Linked DNA regions of Mus musculus: region 2 is linked to region 1. Evidence: chromatin loops called from intact Hi-C (ENCODE). Cell type or tissue: gastrocnemius. All regions are shown on one strand. Each heading gives the region's core, and the rest is flanking DNA. Links, peaks and the distances in the headings are about the cores only.

Evidence for each region. Peaks named below come from ENCODE experiments on the same cell type or tissue, not always from the same donor. Only the 100,000 strongest peaks of a DNase experiment are listed, where the experiment ranks them.
Region 2: it touches region 1 in a loop (2.8-fold over the local background); 4 of 42 quality-filtered maps call a loop at or near these places.

What each region holds. Positions count from the first base shown.
Region 1 is chr11:6,184,920-6,190,295 of GRCm38, reverse strand. The region is part of intron 2 of Nudcd3 (NudC domain containing 3); the gene reads left to right. Among named protein-coding and RNA genes, the nearest start is that of Nudcd3, 13 kb to the left of the region's middle. In gastrocnemius, for the core only: no CTCF peak of the experiment used is centred there; a DNase peak (open chromatin) is centred at 2,282; H3K27ac peaks cover 2,028 bases.
Region 2 is chr11:6,030,288-6,035,663 of GRCm38, reverse strand. All of the region lies in intron 1 of Camk2b (calcium/calmodulin-dependent protein kinase II, beta), which reads left to right. Among named protein-coding and RNA genes, the nearest start is that of Camk2b, 33 kb to the left of the region's middle. In gastrocnemius, for the core only: a CTCF peak has its summit at 2,306 (motif pointing right); a DNase peak (open chromatin) is centred at 2,322; H3K27ac peaks cover 729 bases.

The DNA of each region.
Region 1 (5,376 bases), core at 402-4,401:
AATACATTTCTTTAAAAAAAAGGTGGAAATTTGTTTTTGATTTGAGTAATGGACTAGAATTGCTACCTTATTGTAGGGACTCTACTTTAAATTCTTAAACCAGTGAGCTGCATTCTGGCTTATTGTGCCAGTCAGAATGCTACCATAGCAGTAAGTATAGAGTGAAGATTTGCATGCGACTCCGAAACCAACATTTTTACCTGCTGTTCAGGTTAGACTTCTACTATCCAGTGCTTAGAAATGCAACATCTAACCTTTCAGTAGTTGAGCCACGAATCAATTACAAGTTGAAGCATTAGTCAGTCTATAGCTGCAGTTTCTGTGCATCTGAAAATGGAATGTCAAACGCTGTTCTTTTCTTTGTTCCACTTGGAGCTCTGGATCCCAGAGTTCTTCCACCAATTAGCTCTCCATGCTAGATGTGAAGATTTGTCATTTTGTCAGTTGAATAATTGAAGAATCTTATGGTGACTGTCTCTACTCAAGCACCTGTCCTTGTGAGGACTCTGCAGTCAGTTGCCCAGGACCTGAGGCTTGGAACACCGATTTCTCTTTTTCTTTTTTCCTCCTTTGGTTTTTTAAGTCTGATCTTATGGCCCAGGATGGCCTTGAACTCCTGACTCTTTCTATCTCAAGCTCTGCGATTACAGGTGTGTGCTACCATGCCTGTCTTTGATGCTGCTTTCTTCCTGCACCCCCGTGTTTGACTGCTGTTTCTAATGGCCTGTGTTAGAGAAGCATTGCTGACTCTACACAGCATTGACAGGTGTTCCTCTTCGGTGAAGTCCCTTGACATGCCTAACAAAATTTGGCATAAGTGCTGGGGGAAAGAAAGACAAGATGATAATGTATTTATACTTTGCGCATCCATTTTTTCCTACAAGTTGTTTATTAGTGTATATAGTATACTGTTTTTTGGAGTTTTTGTTGTTTCTGCCTTTGTTTGTTTTTTGATACAGGTTCTCACTGTGTAATCCTGGCTGGCTTGGAACTTGCTATGTAGACTAGGCTGGTCTGAAATACAAAGATCTGTCTGCCTTTGTCTCTCCTTGCTGGGATTAAAGGTATTAACTGTGTGCCTGGTTATTAAACTTCATATTTTTTGTCTGTGTTTAACACTTCATCATCACAGCCAAAATGCTGAGAAGCAATCATTTTGTGTCTTTGGAACAGAGCAATGAACTCTCCTTTGGAATAGTTATGACTTCTTTCAGATAGTCTTGTGTAATCCTCACAGCCATGGGAGAGACGTTTGTGTTGGCCAGGCTGCACTGTGCTTCTTCCTTCCTAGCCTCGGGCCCTGCGTTGTTACCAGTGCTTTGCCTTAAAATAAGCTTTATGGTAATATCTTTAAAACATTATATTTATTTTTGTGTGTATGTTCTTTCCTTACATCGTGTGGGTGCTGGGACTAAGCTTAGGCCACCAGGTTTAGTGACAAGTGCCCTACCAGCTGAGTCATTTTGTGGGCAGATTTTTTTAAGAATTATTTTAACATTTTTCTTATTTTGCTTTTGCTTTGGAGACAGGGTCTTGCTGTGTAGCCTAGGCTGTTTTTAACCTTGTGTGATCCTCCTGCCTCCACCCTCCCAATACTGGAATTGCAGGTGTGTACCATCATGGCTGGCTGCAGCATATATTTTACCTATGTGTAATGATGTAGAGTTCACCCAAAGCTACAGGGACAGTATTTTTGAGGTGACTGAGGGGTATAGTTGAAGGATATCTGCTGTCACCCTGTTGCTATCTCCCTTACTAATAGGCCCCAGTTGCTCTAAGTCTTGTTGTTTCAGCCTGCTGTCAGAAGTCTTCCAGTCTGAGCCTGGCATGGTGGTGGCACAGGAGAGGCTGTGGTGGAAAAATTGCTTGCAAGTTTAAGACCAGTCAGACTGGGCACCACAGTAAAAGTCCACTTAAGGAACGAGGAGAAGAAGAAACAAAGGGAACAGAGAAGTACCTGGGTGCTTGAAACACCCACTTAATTTCCACCTATTTAGGTACAAAAAAAACGTGCTGCTTATGCAAGACTGTAAAGCACATCTTACTTGTATAGGCTTGGGAGCTGTCCATAGTAGACACTTTGTCTTAGTGTCTGTGTTGTAGTTGGTCAGTGACCAATGTCTGTGAGCATGGCTAGTACTTGTGGAAAGAAGGAACATAACAGCTTTCACCGTCTCCTGCCAGTCATCAGCTCTTTTTACATCGTCTGCTTGGTATGTAAGACCTCTTGGCTTCATCCCAGCACTCACAGCCAAGCAAGCTATCAGAGCACCTGCAGTTCAGGCTCTCCACCTGCAGGTGGTGCTGAAGGCATTGGAAAAGTGGCTAGGTCTGGAAATGCAGATGAAAGGCTCTTGACAGCATGTGGCAGCTCTGTTTTTCTTATATAAATCATGAGTAGAGCCCTTTATAAAGGAAGGAAGGGGGAAAAAGTCGTAATAAGAATATCAATTATCACCCAGCCACGGTGTTTCGGGCTGGTTTGGACTCGAGAGGAAACCCTCATCTTCAAAAAGACAAAGACAAAAGAGAAAAACCATAACTGGGTAGACAAAACCAAGATGGCCCCCACCCCCAAACCCACAACAAAACAGTCAAAAGGAGTATCAGTTATCACCTAGATACTAGGTGCTAGGACCAAGTGCGTTTTTTATTCTTGGATGAGTGACCCCATGCTGTTGTGTTGATTTCCCCTGCCTGTGCTAGTAGTAGAGTGGGGCAGTGTGAGGGGAGGGCTTCATGGACTGCATGGCGTATGAGCTGCTTCGCTTACTTGAGTATGGCACTAAAGGAAGCCATCAGTATTAGTGTGTTTTCATAGTTTTGGCAGTGTGTCCTTTGTGCCTAGGTGTTACAGGGACCTAGGCATTTCCTGGGAAGAGAATTGCATCATTTGGAAGAGGTTCCTGACAGTATACCATGTCTTGTGCAGTGCTGGTGTATGCTACATAAGTGCTCCACTAGGCTCTGTTACCAGCGGTTTTTATTGTTGTAATCACCCCCCCCCCCCCACACTTCTCTTTTTTCCTTTTTCTTTTCCTTTGAAAACTGGGTCTGGCTTCAGACTGGCCTCAAGCTCACTGTTTAGCCGAGTATGGTTTGAACTCCTCCTGATCTTACTGCTTTTACCTCCTAGCGGTATAGCCATGTGCGCTGTGGCTGGTCGACCTCAGTCTTCTTTCTGATTTGTCATATTGATGAGCTTCTTGGCTCCTTGCTTATCAGTCTGTTAAGCCTCATTAGTGACTGCTCGGCCCTCGTGACCTGACCGTCTCCCAGGGAGCCCAGCTGCAGTTAAGCCTCACCTTGGAGGACGGCTTCAGCATAGGTGTTTCAGGAGAACGTTGACATTGATTCTGTAGCACTGATGCCTTGGTGGCGTTTGTGTCATTGATGCTTCTTAGGCAGGCTGTCAGACCAAGGCCTTTGTCAGAGGCAGTCTGAGTGCACTCACTACCTGGAAAATCTGGTCTTTTGGTTTAGTTTTATATAGTTCTCCATTTGGTGGTTTAGGCCTTTCTCAGGTGTCCATCATTGGTAGTTCCTTGGTCAAGTCATGGTGGCGTAGTCAGAAGTCACTCCATGTAGGTTGTCATGAGGATTGAAGACAGTGAATGCTGAAGACCCACCCACTTAGCATGGTTCCTGGTAGGGTGTCACTCAGTCAGTGGCTAGCTATTATTACTACTGTGTTTGTCCTAAAAAGAGAAACTTGCTTTTCTTTTGGGTAATGCTCATGCAATATTTGGAAAACAGATAAGTTGTAAAAGAGGAAAATCTTACTATCCTCACTAAATTTTGGGATATTTTCTGTAGTTATCCCTATGTATGTAAACATACCCATACACTTAAATATGTGTATTTGTAAACTTTCTTTTTTTTTTTTCTTTTTCTTTTCTCTTTTTCGAGACAGGGTGTCTCTGTATAGCCCTGGCTGTCCTGGAACTCACTTTGTAGACCAGACTGGCCTCCAACTCAGAAATCCTCCTGCCTCTGCCTCCCGAGTGCTGGGATTAAAGGCGTGCGCCACCACGCCTGGCTCATTTGTAAACTTTCTATTTTGCATTATATTATGCCTTTCTATTTTGTTGAACAGTATAAGGAGAATTTCCAGCATTCTTTTTTGCACTTTTGAGTTCTTCTGCACACTGATGGGTATAACAGGCCTGGAGTGACTCTTGTCCTTGGACAAGGGTGGGTGCTGCGTAGCATGTGCTAAGAGGTAGAAATCTAGAGAGTAAGTGGAACACTAGGAGGCGAGGGGCGTTCACGTGTCACCTTAGATTCTGCACTCTGTGGAGCTTTCCTGCTGTTTCATCTTGCAGACAAACTCACCTTGAAATTGCTGCTTTAAAAGGAAGCTCAGACACCAGCCATGAGGGCCTGATTAAATCACACTAGGAAGACTTGGCTTTCTAGCAGGCGCTTGATAAGTTACTCTTGAGCTAGGAACCTGTTGTCTAGCCTCACTGGCTTTTCTGGTACTAGGATTGCAGGTATAATGTTGTTGGTGTTGGTTTTGCTTTTCATTTTTTTAAAAATTTGGCAGCTTATTTGTTTTTTGTTTTGTTTTTAAATATCACAGTGAGACTTAGCAGGCTTTGTTTTTAGGAAACAGTAGCTTGTGGTTTTTTGATATTGAAGCTGTATCAGAAGGGTCTTGGGGTGGAGGTAAAAGTAACCTGAAAAAAAAAATGTGTTCAGACACATACACGCGCGCGCACGCACACACGCATGTGTGTTGCGAGTGCAAGATTGCTTTTTTTCATAAAGCGTTTGTTAGGTAGAATTTGAAGTAGAAGTCACAGTGGGCATAAGAGTGCAGGACTCCCGACAGCCTCACTGTCTGGCCTTCTCCCCTGTCTTCTGTTATTTTGAAACGATCTGCCTCATAATATTTCATCTTAGTGTTTTCAGCAAGTGTTTAAACTTTGTTTCCTTCTGATGGTGTATGCTTTTTTTGAATCTGACTATAAAAACCCCGCAAACACCAACGGCTCAGAATTGACAGTTTCTTCTCCCTGTCCCGAAGGTAGTGTGCAAGGCCCTGGGTTAATTCCACAGAAGCGTTTTTAAAGAAGGAAGAGAGAGAGGGGGAGAGGGGGAGAGGGAGGGGAAGAGGGGGAGAGGGGGAGAGGGGGAGAGGGAGAGAGGGAGAGGAGAGGGAGAGGGAGAGGGAAAGAGAGAAGAGAAAGAAATCAGGCTGTTTGTTGGGCTTGCCACTGTGACTTTTACTGATTGTTAACTGTGAGCTGGTTCAGCATGTCCTCTGTCCTATTTCTTGTAAGTCACAGTTGGATTAAGGGTAACATTTTTAAAGTTACAAGGCTATGTAATGGAAATAAATTGTTCTTCCTGGAGACAATTTGTTCATAG
Region 2 (5,376 bases), core at 582-4,581, 150 kb after region 1:
AGGACTTGCCGAGGAGCCACGGCTGGTGCCTGGAGACCACTTGGAATTTGTGTGTATGCAGGCAGAATGCAGTGCTGTCCTTCAGTGAGAAGGGTCCCACCTCAAGCCCAGTGCTCAGAATCCAAGACATCTGGATGCTAGGCAGGGCTGGGCAGACAGCCTGGGAGCTTAGCTTGCCCTCTAGCCATCTGTGGGTGGTCCTGGACAGCAAGCACTTCTCTGTGAGGACTTAGCTTCTGTCACAGCTGGAATGTCCTCCTCACCTGCTCCAGGGCCATCGAACCAGTGGATGGAGGTTCACTACTGGAAGTCATGGTCAGGGTGTCACACAGCAAACAATGCTCACAGGTCAGATCGTGCTGTGGAAGATGTGCCCAAGGCATGTGGAATACTGATGGGGACAGGGAGCAGAAGGATAGACAAGCCACTCTTGTGTAACAGGAAGTCTCCACAGGGTGTAGAGCCACACCTGCATAGGCAATGTGCAGGTTAGGAAGGTCACAGTGACTCCAGTGTATTCTTAATGACCTTGGCTATTCTGTCGCAGATATTGTAATCATAATGATAACAGTACAAAAGCAATTCCTGCTAGTGATAGGTGGATAGATGGGTTCTGTCTGCATTGTTGCTTAGAAGTTGAAAAACACATAAAAAGAAAAATCTTGTGGTAACATCAACACTCTGTTCCAAGCAGAGGTTAGTGTGTCCAGAAAATTGTTTAGGTCAGCATTAAAATAGTCAAGGACTAGGCATGCTGATGTGAGCCTATAGTCCCAGCCACTCTGGAGTTGCGAGGATGGCTTGAGTGGTTCAGAGTCAGCCTGGAAAACACCAGGACCTCATCTTAGATGAGGAGAAATAGATGAATGAACAGACAGACAGATGGCTGGACAGTCAGATAGATGGATCCATATATGCATGCATTCATGCTTGAATGGATAGATAGGTAGATAGATGATAGAAAAGGCCTCTTCTTCACTTTTAAGAGCTCCTTATAATCAGAGGGAGAAAGGGATTTTGTTCAGGTTAGCACATAACTAGCACTTTAAGAATAAATTAAGTATGAAGACCCTCAGTGTGGCCATGACATGCACCTACTGGTCTGTCTTTAACTTTGACCCCATCAGTAGGGCCTGCTTAGAACTGACCATGTCAGAAGGTTGGAGAAATGGTTGGTTTCAAAGCAGCTGTTTGGTAATTTATAGTAGGAAATAACCATTGCCTGCTCAGCTTCTTCCAAAAAGTTCTGGTGGGAGGCTCTGCGGAGGAGGAGCCCTGTGGGGGTCTGCTTGGGTGGGGCTCCCGAGGGATCTAGTGGAGTGGGCTTGTTGGGTGGGTCTTCTGGGGGTTGTCTGGGGACTCTGTGCTTGTTTCTGAGGCATGTCCCTGACCCCATGGGACCTTAGACAAGAAACCTGACGGGAAACCTCCATTCATAAACCCGTCCAGGAGGGTTGGAGCTTTGGTTTTCACTCAAGGATACTGGTTATCTTTCTCCCTAAAAGAGAGGAGCCCCTAGAATTGCCAGCAGCCTTTCTGTGGATGGCTAAGTCCCCAACTCGGCTCTGAGCTGCCACTGTAGCTGGCTTCTGAGTGCATATGAAAGGCACACTGTACTTCGTAGTCAAGCAACCAAAGGCGTTTGTGGGAGAGGGCCAAAGTCCTGGTGGCAGGTGTACTTATGCAAATAGTTAGCTTCTCTCAGAGGCAAGACCAGCAGAGGCCCAAGACAGAGGCAGGAAAGCCTAAGGTGGCAAGAAGAGGCCACGAGGCATGGTGGGAGTTCGAAGAAAGGTGTGGGGAAAGGTCTACTAAGGGGATAAAACCCAAGCCTTGAGAGGGTGGTTAAGGACACCCCTTGGACTCCTGAATGCAGGCTGCAGTGACTCTGTGGCCTGTTGTGGGGGAGACTCAAGTCTGGTTCCCTATCTATACCATCCTGGAAGCAGAATCATGAGGTTAGTGTTTTTTGCATACTGAACAATGCGTATAGCATCTGCACGGGTCATCTCATTTCACCTAGACATGGTTTACAAGAAGATAAACAATCATTATCTCCTTGTCATCTGAAGTCCCCAGAGGGCAACTGAGCAGAGTCTGTGAGGACAGAGGATGTCATTACAAGTGTCTTAACCATACTCCAAGAGCTCAGAATCATGGTAACTCAGTCTTTGCCAGAGTAGGAGTGACTTGATTCTTCCCAGCAGGAATCTTGGCTAGAACCAGTAACTTCTGACCTGGGACTACTGGTCTACCATCTCCTCTGCAGGCATCAGCTTCTATATTACAGTTGCCATACTGTAACGAAGCAGCAGGGGGCAGCCTAGATAGCAGGAGAGGGCTATGGTGCTGCTAGCAAGGCCTAGTACAGGACAGAGAGGACCACAGAGTGGAATGGGAAGGGGTTCTGACGTGGGAGTCACAGGCGATTAGCAGTGGGCAGCAGGCATCTCAGAGCCAGAGCCTATGAAGAGAGGGCAGCAGGGCAGGAGGTAGTAGATGGCCAGACTGACTCTCATAGGCCAGGAACGGGTTTCCTGAAGACTGAGTACCTTCTGTCACTCCCACTGAGGTCAGTGGTCATCTGAGAGGACTGCTTTTCCCCTGGAGACTTTCCTGGGGCTTGCAAGGAGACCTCGCTCCAGTGATAAGCAAGTGTAGAAGGCAGTCCCCTGGGGCTGCCCAGCTCTAAGGCTTCAATCTGCTTGGAATTAATTCCTCCCCTTTTCTCTCAGGACCTGTTCCCAGGTACTGTTGATCCTGTTGTAAATGAGACAGTGTTTGGAGCCTTCGTTGAGTCAGGGCTCAAAGAGTATTTTCTTGTTTTAATTAGCTTTATTTGATTTTAAAAGCCTTCTAACACGCTCAGTGCCCCGGGGCCTCATGATTTGAGCAGGTTATTCAAAATCACTCTCTACTTAGTACTGAAGTAGGCAGCCACAACAGACATTCCACATGTGACCTTGGTGTTTAGATGATGTGCATGCCAGTGGCTAACAGAGGTGTCGGCCTGAACCCCAGACCTTCTTCTGCCATGGCTCCACTTCTGTCCCTGTTGCCATGGGTAGGTGGCCCCGTTTGGAAGCCAGTGAGTGTTGCTGCTGCTCATCCTCCTGCCTGGGCTTGTGCTTTGGGGCCATCTCTCCCATCCCTTTAAAGCCAGCCCTGAAAAGCCCCCCCCCCCACACACACACACACTGCAGGCATGGAGAAGAAACTGTAGAACCACCCTCCCCTTCCCCAGCGACTCTGCCTCTTGCCAGGGGCCACTGTCACAGAAATGCCCCCTAAAGATGGCCACATACACATGTTTAGCTCTGGCACCTCAGATATCTTCAAGATGGGGCTTCAGCCTACCCATGGATCTGTCCGCCCTTCTCCAGGCACTGCTCATTCTGACCATGAGAGCTCAGCGTTCGTCGGGCACCTTTTCTGGACCACTCTTGTGGCATCTGCCTACTTCATAGGAGCCTGAGGGGACCCCTCCTGATGAGCCATTTGGGGCCCCCTCCTTCCTGGCCCCCATTCTCCTGCAGCATCTCCTGCTCTGCGAGGCTGGACCAGCACCGGGCTGCAGCTGCAGCAACCTTAGCCAGTCTGCAACATTTGCAGTCTGTTCTGACTTCCATGGCAGACTAAGGCCTGGGCCAAGCACCAGAATTCAGAGTGGGCAGGACACAGACCTGCCTGCAGAGAGGAGCAGTGGGAAAGGGCAGAAATGGGCAGGAAAACGGTCATAATAGAGCAGAGAAACTAATCCCAGATACTCAGATAGCAAGCAGGAAGGTCAAAAGTTCAAGGCTTAAATGGACTCTGGGAAAAAATTAAGTTGGGAGGGACATGTATTGGGATAATCTAGGGGGAGTCGGAAGAGCAGGAGGAGTAGACATAAGCAAAATGCATTGTGGGCATCTATGAAGTTCTCTAAAGGACAAATTAAAATATTATGCGTTAAAATAAGTATTTTCCTTCCCAATTTTTAAAAGTTGAGATGCAAAATTATAAAATATGGTAGTTTCTCAATTAAAAAAAACCCAAGGCCTGCTTGGGCAACTTAGTGACAGTCTATCTTTAAAAAAGTAAAAAGGGGCCAGATGGTGGAGCGCTTGCCTGGTATGAAGGAGATCCTGGGTCCATAGTAGGGAGTATGGGGGTGGGGTAGGGTGGGGTAGGGGTTGGAAACAACAGGAGAAATTATCACGAGACACTGATGGCAGCAGTCAGAGACTGAGTTCTTGGGAACAGGGTCACAGTCTACACCAAGGATCTTTGTCCATTGTGTTCCTCGGGAATTATAAATTTGAGTGACAGGTGCTGTGAGTCCTGAGGGAAACAACAATGACATCAGTCTCCTTGCTCTTGAAGATGCCCAAGGTATCAGCTCTCTTCCCACTGCTTGTGTGCTAAACATGTCTGTAGCCACCTTTAGGGGGCATTCCTGTGACAGTGGGGAAGGAGAGGGTGGTTCTACGGCTGCTTCTCCATGCTTGCTGGGGGCTGGGGGATGGCTGTGGTGGTGAGGAGAGATGGCCCTGAGGCGCCAGAGACGGGCCGGGTCATCATCCGGGGTCAGCCTTCCTTCCCTTACTACATAAGCACTCATCTTCTCCCTGCAGGGTATCTGAGTTGCTGAAATCAGGGTCTTGCCTGTGGTTGAGGCCAAGCAGGGGCCCAGCAGTAGGACTTTTGGCTGCCTGGCTGTACCCGCACCTCCCTGCTTCAGGGCCTCAGCCCTGGTTCTCCTTCCCTCTGGCAGCTGCCCAGGCCTGGCTTCTTCCATCAGTGCTGGGCGCCTAGCCCAAACCTGAGCTGACAGCACAGAGCCTTCTGCAGAGGAAAGGAGGGCATCTGGACTAGGGAGGGAGCTACCAAGCAGTCTGTAGACTGTCCGCCTGCCACAGGCTCTTGGTAGTTTTGTGTATGGATGCCCTCACCCTGGGGGAGGGCTATGGCGCACAGACATTTACTCATGTCCTTCCCTGGGTCTGGTCAGCAGCCGGGACCCTACTCTGCGGATAAGATGGTGTGTGGGTGAGGGAAGCTGTACCCTGCTTTGTATATGGGCTCCCCAACTGAGACACTGTCTGACATCTCAGAGATGCACAGTTTGGCCCCCTGTGAGGTCTTGCCCGTGGCACAGGAAAGCCTAGACTCTGGACTCCCCTTGGGAGGTTGCACCCATTGTGTTCTCTGGGCCTGAGCATCACAGATGACAACATGGGGCCCCCTGAGCTAAGAGAAGGAGAGTCTACGCGGCAGACAAAGCTGGCTGGGACAGAGAGCCACACAGCCACCCTGTGAAGCCCTGCTGCTCCGCTATATCCACGGGGAAACTGAGGCTCATAGATGTACACCAAGCTGTGCACTCAGGAAGTA